Regions from separate parts of the Homo sapiens genome. Here regions 1 and 2 are each linked to region 3. Evidence: chromatin contacts called from ENCODE Hi-C or POLR2A ChIA-PET data. All regions are on one chromosome and are shown on one strand. Each heading gives the region's core, a stretch centred on a gene start or an enhancer-like site at or near the end of the contact. The rest is flanking DNA. Distances are from core to core; before and after follow the strand shown.

Region 1 (2,700 bases), core at 78-2,577, 42 kb after region 3:
GCTTGGAGAAGTCAGGTGACTTAAGATTGCAACTCCATGGCTGGGGTTGGAACACAGGCCAGCTAACCCTGACGCTCATGTTTGAACCCACTAGGTAACACTGCCATCTTCTGTGAGCACTAAGACTCCCTTCCAAGACGGCCCACTGTGACCCCAGGCCCGGAGAGAAGCTCACGGGCCTCTGCTGTACAAATGGAGCTTGGCAGCTGCCTGCCTGACTTACAAAGCCCAGAACATATGTGGACACAGTCAGAGATCCAGCTGAAGCGATTCACCTGTTTACACAACAGCAACAAATATTTTCTTGCCTCTTGCTGTGGGCTGGGCCGGCAGTGGCAGAGAGAGCAAAGATTTGGATGCCCTCGCTCCTGCCACCCAAATGCTCAGAGGTCACCAGGGGCTTAAGGCATGGCACACTGAACTGTCAGTTCAGTTAACTCCAATACAGTGAACTGCCAAGCAGTGGTGCACATAGGAAGTCCAGGGACGCTGCACTGGAGACTTTTGGGAAGAAACAGTGAGGCGGAATCCCCTGGGGTCTAATGAAGGAAACTGCATCCTTCAGGCAACTGGTTTGGGACAGGAGGAGAAGAAAACTGTCACATGAGTGAAAATATCCTAAGAAATTCAATACACAGAGGCTGGACATGGTGGCTCATGCCTGTAATCCCGGCACTTTGGGAGGCTGAGGCAGGCAGATCACTTGAGGTTAGGAGTTTGAGGCCAGCCTGTCCAACATGGTGAAACTCCATCTCTACTAAAAATACAAAAATTAGTCAGGCCTGATGGTGGGTGCCTGTAATCCTAGCTACTCGGGAAGCTGAGGCAGGAGAATCGCTTGAACCTGGGAGGTGGAGGCTGCAGTGAGCCAAGATGGCGCCATTGCACTCCAGCCTTGGGGATAGAGCAAGACTCTGTCTAAAAAAAAAAAAAAAAAGAAAGAAAGAAAGAAAAGAAATTAAATACATAGACGATGAGTCCTTTCAGAAGCAGGTCCCTGAATTTGCAGCTGACACTAACTTCCTAATGAATAAGGAGGACAGTCTGGAGGTGAAGGGTGGAAGATGCAAACTCCACGATAGCTCCATGGGCAGGTGCACTCCCCGGGCTCCTGTGGGAATGTAATGAGGACCCGGGGAAAATTCTCAGCGTCTGGCCTAGAAGCATGAGTGTCAGACATGCCTTCTGTGTTTTGCTCATGGGGGGATTTCCTGAACATTCCAGAATGTCACCTTCATCACTAAACCACTCGTCTGTTTTCCAGTCTAGGATGTCCTCTTTCTCCACGCAGCAAGCAGTTATTAAGTTAGAATGGTCCAGGAGAGCCAAGACTTCAGCAAATGAGGAAGTTGCCACTGGCACAGTCGTTGTTTTCTGGACTGAGACACTTTCATTTGTAGAGTTGAAAAACTGAAATTTAGAATTGTGTAACAGAGCTGGGAGTCATCTGTTCATAGACTTGGAAGCACCAAGTCTCCCAGGGGGCCTGGGTATCTCCTCCAAGGTCTTTGGCGTCTGCTGGGGATGGACAGGGATGTCAGGGCCAGGGGTAGCTGTGTGCTCAGCAAATCGGCTCTCTCCCTGCCAGAAACACAAGGACAGCCAGGCCGGCAAACTCCACGGAGTCCGTTAGGACTTTTCCGAGGCACAGTGTTTTTTAATTACCAGTGCAAGTTATTAACAAACCCCTAATTGCTCATTTTTGGTTTTGCAAACTGAAGCAAGATATAACCTAGAATAAATGTGAAGAAATACAAACACAGAGGACCCAAACACATCCCTTTTTTAAAATGGGGCTTCAGCAATTTCCAGTTTGGGTTTAATATAGTTTATCATTTCCTTTTGCTCCCGAGGTCTAAGAAGAACTCGTGTTTTCTTCTCGTTGGACAGTCTGAGGATAGCCTGAGGCCGTTGGGGCAATGGTCCAACTCGCTCACCTTGGAGTGGCACCTGCGCTCCCAGCTCAGGCACCTAAGCCTTCCGCCCTCTAGGCCAGTGCGTCTCAGTCCCACTTCATGTTAGGATAACTGGAGGACCCTGGAGAATATCTGTGCCTAGGCCCTGTGCCAGGTCAATCAAATCAGAATCCCTGGGCCAAGGTGTGGGAATCAATATTTCCTAAAGTAAACATATAAACAAATAGACAAACAAACTCCCCTCCAGGGGTTCTAATGTCCAGTCTAGACCGAGGTCCAGTTCTAACTGCCGTGCTATCTTTGATGTCTCCTCTAAGACCCACCCTTCATCCCCCCTGCCAGGATTTGCCTTTCACCAGGATTCTCCTGCACCTGGACTATGGGATAAAGTTGAATCTGCAAAGAGTAACTACTGAAAACACATCAACAGGCAGGGGTTGCCAGGAAGTTTGACCTGCTTCAAAGGTGGACAAGGGCAATATCATCCCAGGATATCAACGGCCATGTGGGTTTTTCTGACTTCCAGAAAGTTCCATGTAGCCATAGCCTCTCTCTGAGTGGCAAACCCAGATCTCTGACTGTTCAGAGTGCCCTTCAAACTCCTCTTCCTGCTCCCCCTTTCCTGGGGTATGAAGCATCGTCTACCTGCCCCTCCACTCCAACGAAACTGGCGGTCATGTGGTCTCCCACTCGCCCTCAGCCTCTGCTTGGTCATCATGAGGTCCCGGGACTCACAGTAGGGGGAGTAGAGTCAAAGCCAAGAGCCCCTGCTGCTGGGAGTTGG
Region 2 (2,700 bases), core at 126-2,625, 50 kb before region 3:
GATCATCTCCCTGGGTTATGGTGGACTGCAGGATTCTTCATGCTCATATGCTATGTATGTTTGCTCTTTTTCTTCTTTTTACTTAATGAGATTAGAAAGTGGCGTATACACTGTTAGAATTTTCCTAAAGAGCAACTCATAGTTTTATTAGCTCTACTGTATTCTAATGAACTTATCCTTAGGTCTACAAATTCATTTCTTCTATTTTTTCCCCTGGGTTTATTTTATTGTTCCTTTTATAACTTTATAGTAGATATTAAGTTCCCTTTTTCATCCTTTACAAATTAATTTATAGATTTAGGGCTATGAATTTTCCCCCAGCAGTGCTTTAGTTACATTATCATAGAAGTTTTCTAAACTTTTCTAATGAAAAATTCAACTGGGAGAACTTGCTAAGTACACATTTCGTAGCCCCATCTCTGCTCTCTGAATTGGAATCTTCAGGGAAAGGGCATGAGCAATGGATTTTAATGGGTTTGAACAAGCATCACAAGTGAGGTCTTCTAATTCTAAGATCTTGAGAATCCCTACCATCACATGTGCTATTAGAAATGTTTTCACTTGCTGTTTTCTAATCTGCAATTCATCTTTGAAAACTAATGAATCAATTCATTTCTAGGGTATGGAATTATTTTTTGAGAATTTTTATTCCTCCAAGGCACTTGGAAAGATGATATATTCTGTATGTTTGGAGTATCCTGTTTGATATATATCAATTATGTCTGAAGTTCTGTATGTACTAATTTTTGCCAGCTTGTGTGATCATAGGTGGAGAGTGGTAAGAATAAAGACTTCTTCGGCTGGGTGCCGTGGCTCACACCTGTAATCCCAGCATTTTGAGAGGCCAAGGTGGGCGGATCATGAGGTCAGGAGTTTGAGACCAGCCTGGCCAACACAGTGAAACCTCATCTCTACTATAAATACAAAAATTAGCCAGGCGTGGTGGCACGTGCCTGTAATCCCAGCTACTCAGGAGGCTGAGGCAGGAGAATTGCTTCAAGCCAGGAGGCGGAGGTTGCAGTGAGCTGAGATAGCACCATTGCACTCCAGCCCGGGTGACAGAGTGAGACTCCGTCTTAAAAAACAAAAAAAAAAGACTCCTTTATTCTTGTTAGCATTTTGTATTTGTATTTTTGTATTTTCTGTAGTTTTATTAAGTTGGATGCTGTGTTTTTTAAATAGGTATCTATTTACACTTAGATTTTTCATACCAAATAACTCCGATATTGTCTCTACCACTGCTTGCTTGCTTTTTGGATTTCTTATGTAAATAGATGAGTTTTAAAAAATTAGGTTATACATTCACATTGTTCAAAAACCATATCATGCCCCACCCCCCGTGTTGTGTGTGAGCATCTTCCTTCCTGTGCCGTGGTCTCACACGTTCATGAGGTTGGTAGCACACACCCCTTATGCACCCCCACCCTGCCAACCATTCTTCTTAGTTTCTTATGTACTGCTCCAAACTTTTCTCAAGCATCTATAAATGAATGAGAATACATTTTTCTACATGAAGGCCTTCCGCCAATTTTTGTAACATTCTCAGTAACAAATGAGAGACACATTGATATTTACCTTTATACAATTTATTGGGTTTAATATTCATAACAATAACTTTTTCTACTGAAATAGCAGTTTGTGTTTACCTGTCGAACCCCAATATGAGAAATGTGTACAAAAGCAACAGACTGTGATAGAAAAAGGTATGTGAAAAAATTAGCAAACCAAAGCATGATAAATGGATGAAGCACTATAAAATTACTTTGCTGTTTACGTAACTGTATCTTTAATCTGTACTGTGCTAAACAGCCTATAGCCAAGTTTTAAAGAGTTACAGGAACAACTGCTACACATTCAAAGAACAGGCATTCACTGCAGCCTCCTGATTTGACCTGATGGGAGGGACAGGAGAATGAGTCACTCTGCCACCACTTTTCCTGCCTTGGATTTGTAGAGGATTTGTTTTGCTCTAATTTGTTTTTCCTATATCTGCCCTACTAAGGTACCTGCTTATAGGCCATGAAAATAAAACGCCATTCAACTTTTTTTTTGTAAAGCTAAAATAATCACATGATACTTATTCTTTGGAGGATTTAAAATGTGCTAAATGGAGGACTAAAGAGTTACCTTATAGGAGAATCATGGGGAACAGAGAAACTGCTTTTTGAAGATGATGTGGAAGGTCAGGGTGGGTTACAGGGCATTCAACCTGGAAGAGCTGAATAGCTTTACATTGAGAATTACTTTGTATGTTAAATCTTCTGGCCATCATTATCCATTATTGGATATTTTAACAATTTTATAGTTATTCTTAATTTTTCTCATATGAAACTGTAATGGCTGTACTAGAAGCTGCCATTACTGTTCCAAAAAGTAAAGGGGATTTTCTCTACAAAAGGAAAGAAAATGGCACATTCACATGTAGGTAAGTAGCTTCTGGAAACATCCTCACTGCACAGAAATGGTTCTCAGCATGGGGCTCCCAAACTTTCTTAGAGTGTCATTTGTTTTAGTATCAGAGTTTTCAAATAGGTTTAAAAGCAGTAGATGTCAATAGGAACTTTAAGGTGAGTCAAGAGAATTTTGTAATTATAGATAAGTTGATTTTCTGTGGCTAACTTCCCCTTCTAATTAGAACAAGACATTGGGTGGGAGGTCCTCTGCTGGACTTAGGCTGGTGGGGTTGCTCTGGGCTGCAGC
Region 3 (2,700 bases), core at 85-2,584:
AGAGTTTAGATTTACTAGGAGCTCTGCATCTAGCATAGAACCACATATATTACATGGAATAGATTATAGGCTATGTTGGAGCATAACAGACCCTTGGGGTAGGTAGATCACTATCCTTATTTTACAGATGAGGCATAACAAGGTTGAGCAATTTGCAGAAGGTCCCTTGCTAGTAAGTGGTCTGTTCAATGCCTGTGGCTCCCCTAAAAGGCCCACATCCTTGTCTAAAACCTATGCACATGTTATCTGACATGGCAAAAGGGACTTTGAAGATGTGATTACTTTTAGGATCTTGAGGTGGGGAGATCACCCTGGACAATCTGGGTGAGCCTGATGGAATCAAAAGGGTCCTTATAAGAGGAAGGCAGGAGAGTCAGTGTCAGAGAAAGGGATGTGACTACAGAAGCAGAAGTCGGAGAGGGACAGAGACTTGCAGATGCTGTGCTGTTGGCCTCGAAGATGGAGGAAGGGGCCATGAGCCAAGGAATGCAAGTGGCCTCTAAAAGTTGGGAAAGGCAAGGAAACAGATGCTCCCCAGAGCCTCCCAAAGCAATGCTGCCTTGCCAGTATCTTGATTTCAGGATTTCTGACCTCCAGAACTGTAAAATGAAGCATTTATAAGCCATTAAGTTTGTGCTAATTTGTTACAGTAGCCATGGGAAACTCACACAGCGCCTGTAAACTGGAAACCAGGCGGAAACACCGACAAGGGGAGGAAGGAGCACACTGCACTCCCAAAGGAGGTGGTCAAAGGCCCATTCCAAGAGCTCCCTGGCATCAAGGGCCACAGTGGGTTGCAGCCTTCCCTGCTCTCTGCTCTCCCAAGGAAGTCTGTATAATGATCTGAAGAACTGAGGAGGGGCGGGCAGGACAGACCAAAACCCAGGAAGTCACAAGCCCGAGGTGGCTTCCCAAGCCTGGTCTCTGTGCTGTGGCTTTCAGGAACCCTGAGCCAAAGATAAAGCCTCTTCACCAAAACTTTACATTTGTTACCAACAGTCCTGATGCCATGGATGTTCCATGCTGTGTGCAGTGGCCACACACGACACCACCCACCACCACCCCAGCAAAGGCCTCCTGGTTACCAGGGAGAGAGTGGGTGGGAGAGAGTAGAGCTAAGCCAGGAGCTCCCAGGGAAGCCCCCTCCTTAGGAAGAGGACGTGGCTACCTGGGTGCTCAGACCTCCAGCCTCCCCCTCCATCATGGGGATGATGAGAGCCCAAGCAGGTGACTTCCTATTGCTCTTGCTTTTGAAAAGCTCAGTCTGTGGGTCAGGTTGTCAGTCTGTCTGCCTGTCTGGTTCTCTCTCTGGTCAGGCAGCTACAGAAGGACTAGACTGATGAGATAATAAATACCAGCTTTGGTCACCATGAATCAGAGGCACACAGCCAGCTGAGTCACACAATGGGGGTGGCTCAGACAGCACTGTCGAGTTCCCTCTGACCTCACTCTGGAAACGGGGCCAGCTGTTCGAATACGGCAGGGCATTAAGGAACACATTTCACTCCCAAAGCTCCAAGTGTTGTGTGTGCTCTGGCCACAAAATGCTTTTTGGAAAGGAGCTTCATCACAGCCCTTGTAACTCAAGAAAAGGAGACTGCTGATTCTGGAGAAAGGCTGGGACGGGGACGGCACTAGGGATGCCTGAAGCCATGAAGATTTGGCCTGCAGCAGTAGCCGCAGTCCCAAAGTGACCTCAGTTGGCTAAAAGCTGCCTGAAGTCACTAAACCATGTCAAGCCCAAACACCATTCAATGTGTATAGCGAGTACTGGCTTAGTCCTTGTCATTGCAACAGGGTGTCCCCCACTGCTCCTGCCCCCTGCTTTGCCCAGGGTGCCCCAAGGCCCAGCAGGCGATGATGCCAGGACTGAGGGCTGCTCAGGGTCCAAGGATGAAGTACTAAGGGCCCGGGAACTGCAGGCCTCCCCATCCCACCTGCCCACGCGCATCCCTGAGTGCTGAGGAGCATCAGAACAACTCCTCAGAGGCCGAGCTAAAGAGGCCTGCGCTCGTCCCTCCTTGCTACCAAGCTGCCCTTTCTTTTCCCCCCCAGAAAGCTCCAAGTACAGAGGACATCGCTGGCTGGCAGGGGACATGGGCCTCCCAGCAGGACCCAGCTCCGAGAGACATCCATCTTGTTTTCCATGCCTGGGCGTGGCTTTTACATTCCATTGAAAACCCAGGCTTCGAGGTTTAGTCATCAATTTCTGTTCCACTTTATTTCCCTCATCACTCCTAAAACCAAAGCCTCACAACAAAAGTCTGACAAAGGTCCTATCAGGTTTCCCTCCCGCTAGAGATCCTGCCTGATTCTGCTTGGCTTTCAGCCTGGGCCTGGCCGACCACAAGAGGCCTTGCCAGAGCTGGGGTCTCTGGCCTGGGCTGAGGTCATTTCTGCAGCCAGCAGGAGGAGGGAGTGACAAAGGACTCAACCACATTATCATAAGGGAAAGAGAACTGCAGGACAGGGTGGGGCCTGCACTTGTGGATTTCACGGTTGGACTCCTGGGAGCTGGACACAGGCATTGAATCTCAAATGGTTCTGGGGTGACGGGGCCTTGGAGTCCAGGGCTGCCCAATGAGGCCTTGGATCTCTGACCCCAGAAGGTGGGGCATGGAGGAGAGACACGCAGGGGATGGATTCTTCCCTTTTGCATCTGAGCTTCTGCTTCATTTTGGAGCTTTGGTGGAGCTTTAG

What was found. A loop is a pair of places that touch in the nucleus more often than their neighbours do. ChIA-PET counts read pairs that join two places held with the same protein, here RNA polymerase II (POLR2A). Pooled maps may share reads with other maps.
Region 1: a map of Right ventricle myocardium inferior shows a loop between it and region 3 (2.2-fold over the local background). The contact joins two enhancer-like sites. A Hi-C loop is called at or near these places in 5 of 168 maps with a recorded cell type or tissue (PC-3, Right ventricle myocardium inferior, endothelial cell of umbilical vein and 2 more) and 1 of 50 pooled maps. POLR2A ChIA-PET finds 5 or more read pairs at or near these places in 2 of 52 experiments (Panc1 and activated CD4-positive, alpha-beta T cell).
Region 2: a loop to region 3 is called in a map of PC-3, with 5 times the contacts of the local background. The contact joins two enhancer-like sites. A Hi-C loop is called at or near these places in 3 of 168 maps with a recorded cell type or tissue (Calu3, PC-3 and endothelial cell of umbilical vein) and 2 of 50 pooled maps.

Annotation. Positions count from the first base shown.
Region 1 is chr10:126,103,529-126,106,228 of GRCh38, forward strand. The region is part of intron 8 of ADAM12 (ADAM metallopeptidase domain 12); the gene reads right to left. Among named protein-coding and RNA genes, the nearest start is that of FANK1-AS1, 130 kb to the left of the region's middle. Within about 2 kb of position 1,328, at least 3 of the 41 ENCODE cell types and tissues checked have a DNase peak (open chromatin) inside an H3K27ac peak, as active enhancers do.
Region 2 is chr10:126,010,821-126,013,520 of GRCh38, forward strand. It overlaps ADAM12 (ADAM metallopeptidase domain 12), which reads right to left. Exons shown (of 23, transcript NM_001288973.2): 23 at 1,571-2,700. Among named protein-coding and RNA genes, the nearest start is that of FANK1-AS1, 39 kb to the left of the region's middle. Within about 2 kb of position 1,376, at least 4 of the 41 ENCODE cell types and tissues checked have a DNase peak (open chromatin) inside an H3K27ac peak, as active enhancers do; they include PC-3, where a contact is called at or near this core.
Region 3 is chr10:126,061,242-126,063,941 of GRCh38, forward strand. The region is part of intron 14 of ADAM12 (ADAM metallopeptidase domain 12); the gene reads right to left. Among named protein-coding and RNA genes, the nearest start is that of FANK1-AS1, 89 kb to the left of the region's middle. Within about 2 kb of position 1,335, at least 13 of the 41 ENCODE cell types and tissues checked have a DNase peak (open chromatin) inside an H3K27ac peak, as active enhancers do; they include PC-3, where a contact is called at or near this core.